Regions from separate parts of the Mus musculus genome. Here region 2 is linked to region 1. The links are chromatin loops, found by intact Hi-C in ENCODE. Cell type or tissue: heart. All regions are shown on one strand. Links, peaks and the distances in the headings refer to the core of each region. The heading gives the core; the rest is flanking DNA.

The links. A loop is a pair of places that touch in the nucleus more often than their neighbours do. Peaks named below come from ENCODE experiments on the same cell type or tissue, not always from the same donor. Only the 100,000 strongest peaks of a DNase experiment are listed, where the experiment ranks them.
Region 2: it touches region 1 in a loop (2.4-fold over the local background); 1 of 42 quality-filtered maps calls a loop at or near these places.

What each region holds. Positions count from the first base shown.
Region 1 is chr8:31,145,902-31,150,587 of GRCm38, forward strand. It overlaps Snord13 (small nucleolar RNA, C/D box 13), which reads right to left and starts at 4,057; the gene lies at 3,960-4,057. It overlaps Tti2 (TELO2 interacting protein 2), which reads left to right and starts at 4,415. Exons shown (of 7, transcript NM_144927.3): 1 at 4,415-4,686. In heart, for the core only: a CTCF peak has its summit at 3,174 (motif pointing left); DNase peaks (open chromatin) are centred at 4,020 and 4,370; H3K4me3 peaks cover 1,254 bases; H3K27ac peaks cover 1,109 bases.
Region 2 is chr8:31,030,010-31,034,695 of GRCm38, forward strand. No RefSeq gene overlaps it. Among named protein-coding and RNA genes, the nearest start is that of Gm32841, 23 kb to the left of the region's middle. In heart, for the core only: CTCF peaks have their summits at 1,787 (motif pointing left) and 1,998 (motif pointing right); a DNase peak (open chromatin) is centred at 1,952; H3K4me3 peaks cover 1,383 bases; H3K27ac peaks cover 901 bases.

The DNA of each region.
Region 1 (4,686 bases), core at 1,878-4,377:
TTGCTGTTCATCACCAAAGGAAGTCAGGACTGGAACTCAAACAGGTCAGGAAGCAGGAGCTGATGCAGAGGCCATGGAGGGATGTTCTTTATTGGCTTGCTTCCCCTGGCTTGCTCAGCCTGCTCTCTTATAGAACCCAAGACTACCAGCCCAGAGATGGTACCACTCACAAGGGGCCCTCCCCACTTGATCACTAATTGAGAAAATGCCCCACAGCTGGATCTCATGGAGGCATTTCCCCAACTAAAGCTCCTTTCTCTGTGATAACTCCAACTTCTGTCAAGTTGACACAAAATTAGCCAGTACAGTCATATATGTGACTTGTAAGACGTGAGTTCATACTTTTCCTGGCTTGTTTGTCTCCATCTTCTTCTCAGTCCTCCTTCCCTTTATTGACACTATCCACTCTTCCCTCTAGGTCCACCTATGCTGTAAGTCTGGGTTGTAGTGTTGACCTGTGCATGAATCTGCACAAACCCAGCCCTGATATATTCTTAAAGTACTGTCTTATACACGAGGCCCCTTATTACCTTGGGCATTGTTCAAGCACCGTTTAGCAAGGTTACTTGATTTAGCACCACATCTCTGAAAAAAGAAAGGGTCGGAGAATGTTCCACCGAGGAGCTTCATCTTGGGTTCTTGCTGTATGAGCTGGAAGCTACTTATTTACCTTGTGGTCCAGGCTCATACTGTTACCTGTAACTACTTGATTCTCTTCCCACTGTTACGGGGGGTTCCATCATGTTCCACACCTAAGAAGATGTCTCAATGGTCCATTACCACTTTTAAACTAAAATTTAATATACAAACCATCATATTCCATTCCATATTCACTAAATTTTTTGCAGGATTGGGCAATCACTATCACATCCACAACTTTTTTAGCATCCTGAAAGAAAACTCCTTAATTATCAGCCATCCTCCGTTTCCTTCTCCCATCTCCTAGCAACCACTGGTCCATGTCATGCCTTGATTGGTATGCATATTCTGGGTATTTCGTGTCAGTAGAATCATATAGCATGTGCCTTTGTCACTGGTTTATTTATTTTGCCTTGAAGGTTCTTCCATTGTGTCATATGCATCAGAATGTCACTTATAGCTGAGGGTGTTGTTCAGTATGTGCTCAGCATGGGTAAACTCAGCACACATTCAATTCCCAGCACCAAGCACTCTCACCAAACAGCATGGAAGAAACCAAGATCTTTCATTAATTATATCTAAGTAAACTCCCATCGTGTGTTTCTTTCACCCTTCCTTCACTGTGCTAGCTTTTGTTATCATAACAAGATATCTGGGTAGTTAACTGATGAAGAAAAGGGGTTTGCTTCACAGCTTCTAGAACATTGGGCCTGTGGCCCATCATCCAAGGATTCCACAGCAGTATGGTCACTTACGTCATAGGCTTGTTTGGATATGAACTCTAACCCCAAAGGCCCATATGTTAAAGGCTTAGACTCTACTTGTGGCACCACAACAACATGGTAGAAGCTTTAGAAGTAAGGCCAAAAGTAAAGGATTTACATCAACAGAGGGCTGTGTTCAAAGGAGACACTAGAAATCTGGTCCTAGTCAAATCCCCTGTTCCTCTCACTCTGCCCCCTCCCCGTGTGTGTGTGTGTGTTTGTCTGTCTGTTTGTCTGTCTGTCTGTCTTTGACTTTCTTCCCAGATGCAGCATTTTCTGTTTCTTTTCCCCCACCGTGATCTACTGTGTTACCACCAGCACAAAGACAGGGAACACCTGAGACCACAAGCCAAACTAATCTTTCCCTCTTTTTAGGAATAGTCTCAAGTATTTGTCTCGGTAATGCATGACTGGTAGGCAAAACCTGCATAGCTCACAGTTTTGGTATCTCCCAACAGGCCCACCTCAGGGACCCCCTTTGATATGGTCATTAGGGTAATGTAAGCTACAGATAGCATTTATCTCTTTTTCTGTGAACTGATCCCACTGCCTAAGAAGATTGTGGCTGTGAACATCCATGTTCAAGTTTTCGTACTGGTACAAGAATTTAGTCCTCTTGGCTATACATCAATGAAGACAGTTGTTAAATCTGGTTCAGCTCTGTGTTGACCCTGTTTACTTTGCAGAGAAACTGTCAGACTGTCCTGCAGCAGCTGCACCGCCTCATGCGGGGCGGCATTGCGTACCGTCTCCCCAAATCCTTGGCCAAGCATTTTCAGTGCCACTCTAGGGAATGCGACTTGACAATTCATTCACTTATTCATTCTTTATTTATTTTGAGTCTCATGTGACCCGACTAGCCTTGTACTTCTGACCCTGCTGCCTTGACCTCACCAGTGCTAGGTGTACAGGCACATACCCTATCCCCAGTCTCCTGTCCTGCTGGAGGTTCTAGTCCATTGCCTGTGCAAACACACTCCCAACTGAGCCATGTTACTGTTTAGCCCAGGCTGGCCTGGATCTTCCTGCTTTAGCCTCCTTCAAGTTGGTATTATAGTCATGCGCTACCACACCTGATTTTCTCTTAAAAATAATTATGTAAGGGTTTCACATGATTTCCGAGTTAAAGCGATAAAAGTACACATAGAGAGATCTTGCTTCTATTCCTTCATTCTGTTATTTCCTGACACATAATTGTTTATACATGTTATTTACCTTCCATTTCTACTTTAACACACAAGGAAATGCATATATCTTACTCTCTATCTTTCCTTCTTTCTTACAAGAGAGCATCTATCTACCCTTCCTCCCCTCTGCTCCTTCCACCTATCTATATTCCCAGAGTTCCATGGTGTTACACAGAGACTGCTTTTTCTCCCTCACTGCAGCTGCACCAAGCTGCATTGTGTGGACGCAGCTCCATGTAGCTGCATTGTGTGGGTGGTCAATCCAGCCTGTCCTCTGTGCGTGGACATGGGCATTCAGGATACATTTGTTGCCTTGACTAAATTGTGCCAGGCACTAGATAGAAGTAAAGGCATGGCTGGCTCGGGCTTTGGGAAACCCAGCGAGAGATCTCAACAATACAGAGCACTCCTCAAGTCTGAAAGGCGTCTGGATCCACTGGACACAAAGGGCACATGCTACAGAAAAGAAACGTCCCACACAGTACAGACACAATAACCTCTTATTGACTGGCCTCAAGCTGCTTTTGTTAAGGGAAGGTTTCTCTTGGAAGTGGTTAGCAGTGATTGATCAGAGTGCCACCAATTGGTCAGAGTGGGAAAAGCCAGAAGAAAGAGGTTCCGAGTTAGAATTCTAATCACCAGATTTTCTTGGAAAGAAGAAATGTAAATTAATGTTGGTGCTGTTGCATAACAATGGGAACTAACACCTCTATGAACTTTATGCTGATCAGATATTGTTCCCGGCATTTATGTACATTAAAAATTGTCCCAACAGTCCTAAGAGATGGGGACCAGTAATTATCTACATTTGTTTCCCCAATACAGAAATTAAGACATAGAGATCTGAGCTATTGCCGTTTGCAAGAGGTCACACAGAGAAGTGAAGGGGGGAAAAAAAGCCACACAGGCATCACTGGTAGTGTAGTGGCAAATAGTGTAACACTAAGAAGAGCATGTCTTGGAGTGGAAAGATGGTTCAGTTAAGAACATGCCATGGCTAACAAACTCCAGAAATTCAAGTTCAGAGAACTGGACACTGTTTTCTGGCTTCCGCGGGGACCAGGGGGGGCACCAGGTACACATATACGCATGTGAACAAAGCATTTATACACATCAGAGTAATAACTTAATAAAACAATTTTTCTTAGAAAGAAGTGAATTGTACCAGAGCGACTTGTAAGAAGCATAACTCTGTCACTTTCAGTTTCTCTTAGGAATGGAATGTACTTTAGTAATAATGTATTAGTCCCAGGTACCCTGGACACTTTCCACTACCTAACCAGTAATCCTACCTGACTGAACCAAGAAGTAAAAAACAGGGCATAACTCTAATCTACACAAGAACCAGAAGTGGAGGATCCTCCTAAGTTCATGTCAGACGGGTAATGTGCCCACGTCGTAACAAGGTTTATGGGCGGCACATGTCACGCAATGGCGTGAACACCCAATCATCACGCTTTATGAACCAGAAAGGATCGGCCTTACTGTTAGCTTGCGAAGTATCGAGTAAGTCTCACCAGTTTTTCAAAGAGGGTGACTAATATGCTGCCGCTCTATTTAGCTTTTGCACACAAAATCTAGTACAATTTCAAACTGTTACTAGGATTTTGCGAGAATTCTCTTGTTTCTAGCCTAGCAGATGAAATCAGGAACAAACTTAATGAGCGAACGCTTAGTTATGCAAATATATCCTTCATGCTCCACCTTTTACCCCTTCCTTCTCTGACGGACTGTTTGTTGCTTTCTGGTCGCGAGTCGTAAAAAGAAGCGTTGCGGCTCCGCTGGCGGAAGTTAGTTTTGCTTTACGGCTACAATGCTCTCCAGGGCCGGAAGTTGCGGAATACAGCTACCGTACTGGAAGAGCGCTTGGTTTCGGGAGCCTTTTTGGTGTCACGGTTCAGTAGTTTGTCTTTAAAATTAACTGTTTTTTTTTTCTTTTTTGAGTTTTCGGAAAGACAAATTTCGCTACGTGTTAGGAGCTTGAGGCTCTCCTATTTTTTTTTCGAGACAGGGTTTCTCTGTGTATCCCTGGCTGTCCTGGAACTCACTCTGTAGACCAGGCTGGCCTCGAACTCAGAAATCTGCCTGCCTCTGCC
Region 2 (4,686 bases), core at 848-3,347, 120 kb before region 1:
ATAGCTCGACTGCTGGGAAGAGACACCATGACCAAGACATCTCTTACAAAAGAAAACATTTAATTGGGGGCTTGCTTACAGTTTCAGAGGTTTAGTCCATTATCATGCTTGGCAGCAAGCACACACCAGAGTGTAGCAGGAACAGCAGGGCCCGCCTCTATGCAAACACTGGGGGCCAGCCACCCAGCCACAAAAACATCTCCTGCTGAAGAACCCAACTGAGGACTGCCTGAGAGAACAAGGATTGCTGGTGCAGACAATGCCAGTCAATCAGGAACTGCTGTTTAGCATAGATATTTTCTTGGGACCAATGGGGGTGTGGGTGGAGGGTATTAAAGGAGCTTGCAGTGCTCACTTATAAGTATGACAGTCCTCCTTGTTTCTCCCAGAGTTGTTGGGTAGACTGGGCGAGTTGATGACTATGGTGGTCTGAATAAGAATGGGCCCCATAAGCGCATATATTTGGAATGCTAATATATTTGGAAGAAATGTGAGTGTGGGGGGGAGGAGCAGTGCTCAGATGAGCTTGCTGCAGGTTTCTCACCTATTCCCAGAGTCTGTGTCGTTGACTCTGTGCCAACTCATCCCCAAACACCAAGGGCAGGTAGAGTTGGGTGGAGGGCTGTCCAGGGCACAGGCAACATGGAGCACTAACTGAGAGTTACATCCTGGTCCACAGGCAGAGAGAGAATTGACACTGGACATGGTGTGAGCTTTTGAAATCACAAAATCCACTCCCCACAACCTCCTCCCCCCTCCCCCCACACTCACATTTCTTCCAAATATATGAGCATTCAAATATATGCACTTATGGGGCCCATTCTTATTCAGACCACCACAGCCATCAACTTGCCCAGTCCACCCAACAACTCTGGGAGAAACAAGGAGGACTGTCATACTCATAAGTGAGGAAGCTGGCCAGGCCTTTGAGATGTGGGGTGGCTCTCGTGAGGTCTTGGAACATAGTAATTACTTAAATCCAAGTCCTTTATTTTCAAAAGCCAAGACTCTTCCTACAGTTCCATATTACTGTAACCTTTTACCAACTAGGAGAGGAGAGGGCATTTTTCCTGTATTAATTGTTTTCCTGGTATTTAAAATCTGCTACTGGGTATGGCAACGCAGGTTCGTATCTTAGCAAACAGGAAATAAGGGAAGGAGGATCATGAGTGTGAGGACCACCTGGGCCACACAGTGAACTTCAGAGTGGCCTAAAGGATGTAGTAAGACCTCAGAAACCAAAACAGAAAATAATAGAATAAACACTGCCTATCAAAATTCTCCTTCTTAAAGGCTTTGCTATTTCAATACACACATACACCACATCCACTCACCACACACACATACATAAATAAATACATACATATCCTCAACTACACAAACACACACATACACTCACACATAGTTGTTAGGAACATAATAGAAAATATAAGCAAACATATCACTTTGCATGCTGGATCAACAAATATGATTTAAGTGTGCTAAGAGTCTCCATAAAATCTTACTTAACTACACACGGTACTTACTACCCGTTTGAGTCACATAATGAATGTGTCTTTGTTTCTCTTGGCCAAGTTTCTTTCTTAGTTATTTGTTGGGAGTGGGGGAACAAGTAGGGGTGTGAGGGTTTTTGTTGTTTGGGGGGAGTGTTTTCTTATTTTGTTTGGGGAATTTTTTTGAGGTGATGATCAGAATTTGACTCAAACTGGCCATTCTGACATGTTCTCTGGTAGCAGGCTTGGAGACAAAGGCAGGCTGTGCAGCACAGAGCAGAGGCATCGTCTGCCACACCGCCACCTACTGTTTCACCAGAGTAACTACAGCTTCAGCGCAAGTAGGGAAATGAACAAGGGAACAGCGTGGGGGGCGGGGGCGGGGGGGTGAGGAGGCTGGCACAGGTCTTCCTCTGCGATAGAGGACACCAAGCTCAGGTCCTTCCGGGGCCAGCAGGAGGCGCAAAAAGGCCAAGCTAAGAAGGACAAGAAGCCTGAACGGGTGGAAAGGGCAGGACAAGCTGATGCAGGATTCTGGTTTGGGTCCTCCGGGCTACTCACTCCTTTTACATCTATAGAAAAAGGTGTTCCCTGCAGAGCTGGGTGGAAGGAACCCAAACAGAGGCTTCCGGGTGTGAGGGAAGTTGACACTACATCTCAGCTGCAAAGGCAGAGCCTGCACCCTCCCCCCCCCCCCCCGGAAGACCTCAGACCTACACAGTAGTTGCGGGACCTGACTCTCATCCACTGGCATGCATGGTGTACTGTAGCCGACGGCCACTGCATTGAACTGCTGCAAGTGAGCCAGCCTGAGCCCTCAGGATGCTAACCGTAGGCCACCGACCACCACTGTCCAAACCCTCTGTTTTAAATTTGCAATTACGCCAAGGACGCTATCAAAAGGCTGTGCCATCCCAATCGCTTCTCGGTGCACACAGACAACACTCCAGAATCTCTCGAGCAAGCAAAACAGAAACCCTACTCTGTAAACAGCTTCCCACTCACTCCCTGTTCCCCTAAGCCCTGCTGGTCACCATTCTGCTCTCTGTTTTCTATGAATTTGACTACTCGGGAGACCCCCCCATAAGTGGAATCACGCACAATTTGCATAATGAGAAAATAAGACATTTCAAATATATGAAGGTTGCTTTGAATCAGCTTTTTCTAGAACACTCCGAGGAGTACAATTCCCATCTCGCCAAAACGGCTGGCTGTGGGAAGAACTCAATGTCTTTATTTCACCAAATTTTCTATCAGGATGAAGACCAGTTAAGAAAATTAAGATCCAAAGGCTACTCTCACAGACCTCAGAATTCAAGGATTTATATGCTCTGTGCCAATCTAAGAACATGGTTAAAAAAAATTTTTTTTACCAAATATTGATCATCTACTAAGTCATTTTTCTTTCTTTCTTCCCCCCCCCCCCCCCCCGAGACAGGCTTTCTCTGTATAGCCCTGGATGTCCTGGAACTCACTTTGTACACCAGGCGGGCCTCCAACCCAGAAATCAGACTGCCTCTGGCTCCCAAGTGCTGGGATTAAAGGCGTGCGCCACCACTGCCCGGCTAATAAGTCATTTTCAACAGATATGAAAGAACAGAGACAATAAAATACAAAAAATAATAACTTCATCTAAAAACATAATAACTTCATCTTTAAAAAAAAAAAAAAACAGTGCAGATACGGCCAACATAACAAATATTTCCAGAGCGTCTCTCGCCAAGATTTACTACGAATCTTCATCTGTAAATACAATTAAAAGATTTATTTCACTGCAGGCAAGAACTCAGCAAATCCCTGCTTCGGTTTTCCGAAAAAGCCACTCAGGCACTTTCGACAGTGCTGCGGTCTTTGCCGGTACTAGAGGCACATTGGAAATGTAAACTGATTGTAATTGCAATAAGAATAGCCTTTCTCTCCTTAATGAAATTCTGAAAAGCAACAGACTCCTGTAATACAAACAAGCTTGTCTGCCTTGGCATTCACCACGCAGACGCAGCCAACCGTGGCTGAGCAGGATTCCGGTGCTCACAGCGCCACCTGCTGTACAAAAGTGGAATCGCATCCCTCTGAGGCAAAGGATTTAAAAAAGAAAAATCAATTGCCTTGACAAATCGGTGCTGCCCTGTTTGGATAAATAGATCTATTATCCTAAAAGCGCTGTGCATTGTTATAGTAGGTTCCTCTTATAGCTAGCTAAATTCACTGTTTGTTTCACTAAACTTACCTTGTTACTAACAATTTCTCTCTCTTATCCACTTACGTGGTATATTAGTTACTTTTTTCCTTGATTTGTCAAAATATATGATAAAAGCAACTTAAGGAAGGAAGGGTTTGTTCGGCTCACTGTTTGTCTTTGTTAGGGTTACTATGGCTGTAGTGAAACACTATGACCAAAAGCAAGGTGGGGAGGGAAGGGTCTATTTGGCTTACACTCCCACATCCTAGTCCATCATTGGGGGAAGTCAGGACAGGAACCTGGACACAGGAGCTGATACAGAGGCCTACGAACTTTCCACGACACCTCCATCCCTTCAGAACCAGTACCACCATACCTCCTAGGCGACTCTTACACGCTACCAAGTTCAGTGGCCTGCGCAAGGTTCGGCCTTTACAACAACCGCTGGAACACAGTTCCTGTCTGCTGACTGCAAGGAACCACTTCCCAGGAGACTTCACCACAGTGAACCTGGTCTCTTCTTAATTACTGCTCATTTCCTAGCTCCACCTGACCAGCATCTATTGTCCCAGTAAAGCAAAGGTTTCACTCCGACGAAGCTGGTTTCTTGTTCACCACAGCTGACCAGAATGATAGACTCTTAATTCAAAAATAACAAATGGCCCCATAGACTAAACTTTCCAAGTCAGGCCTCTGTCTTCTGCCTTGCTCTCAGTCTTCTTATCTTCAAAGCTCTGACAAAACCAATCCACTGACCCTCAACACGCAACGATTTTTCTCACCCAGAGTTCCAAGGTCCTCCCACAATCTTCCCAAAAACATGCTCAGGTCTGTCACAGCAAAACCGTGCTATGCTGGTACCGATTTCTGTCTTATTTAGGGTTCCTATTGCTGTGATAGAACACCACGACCAAAAGCAACTTGGGAAGGAAAGGGTTTATTCAGCTTACATGTCCACACCATAGTCCATCTCTGAAGAGAGTCAGGACAGGAACACAAGCAGGAACCTAGGGG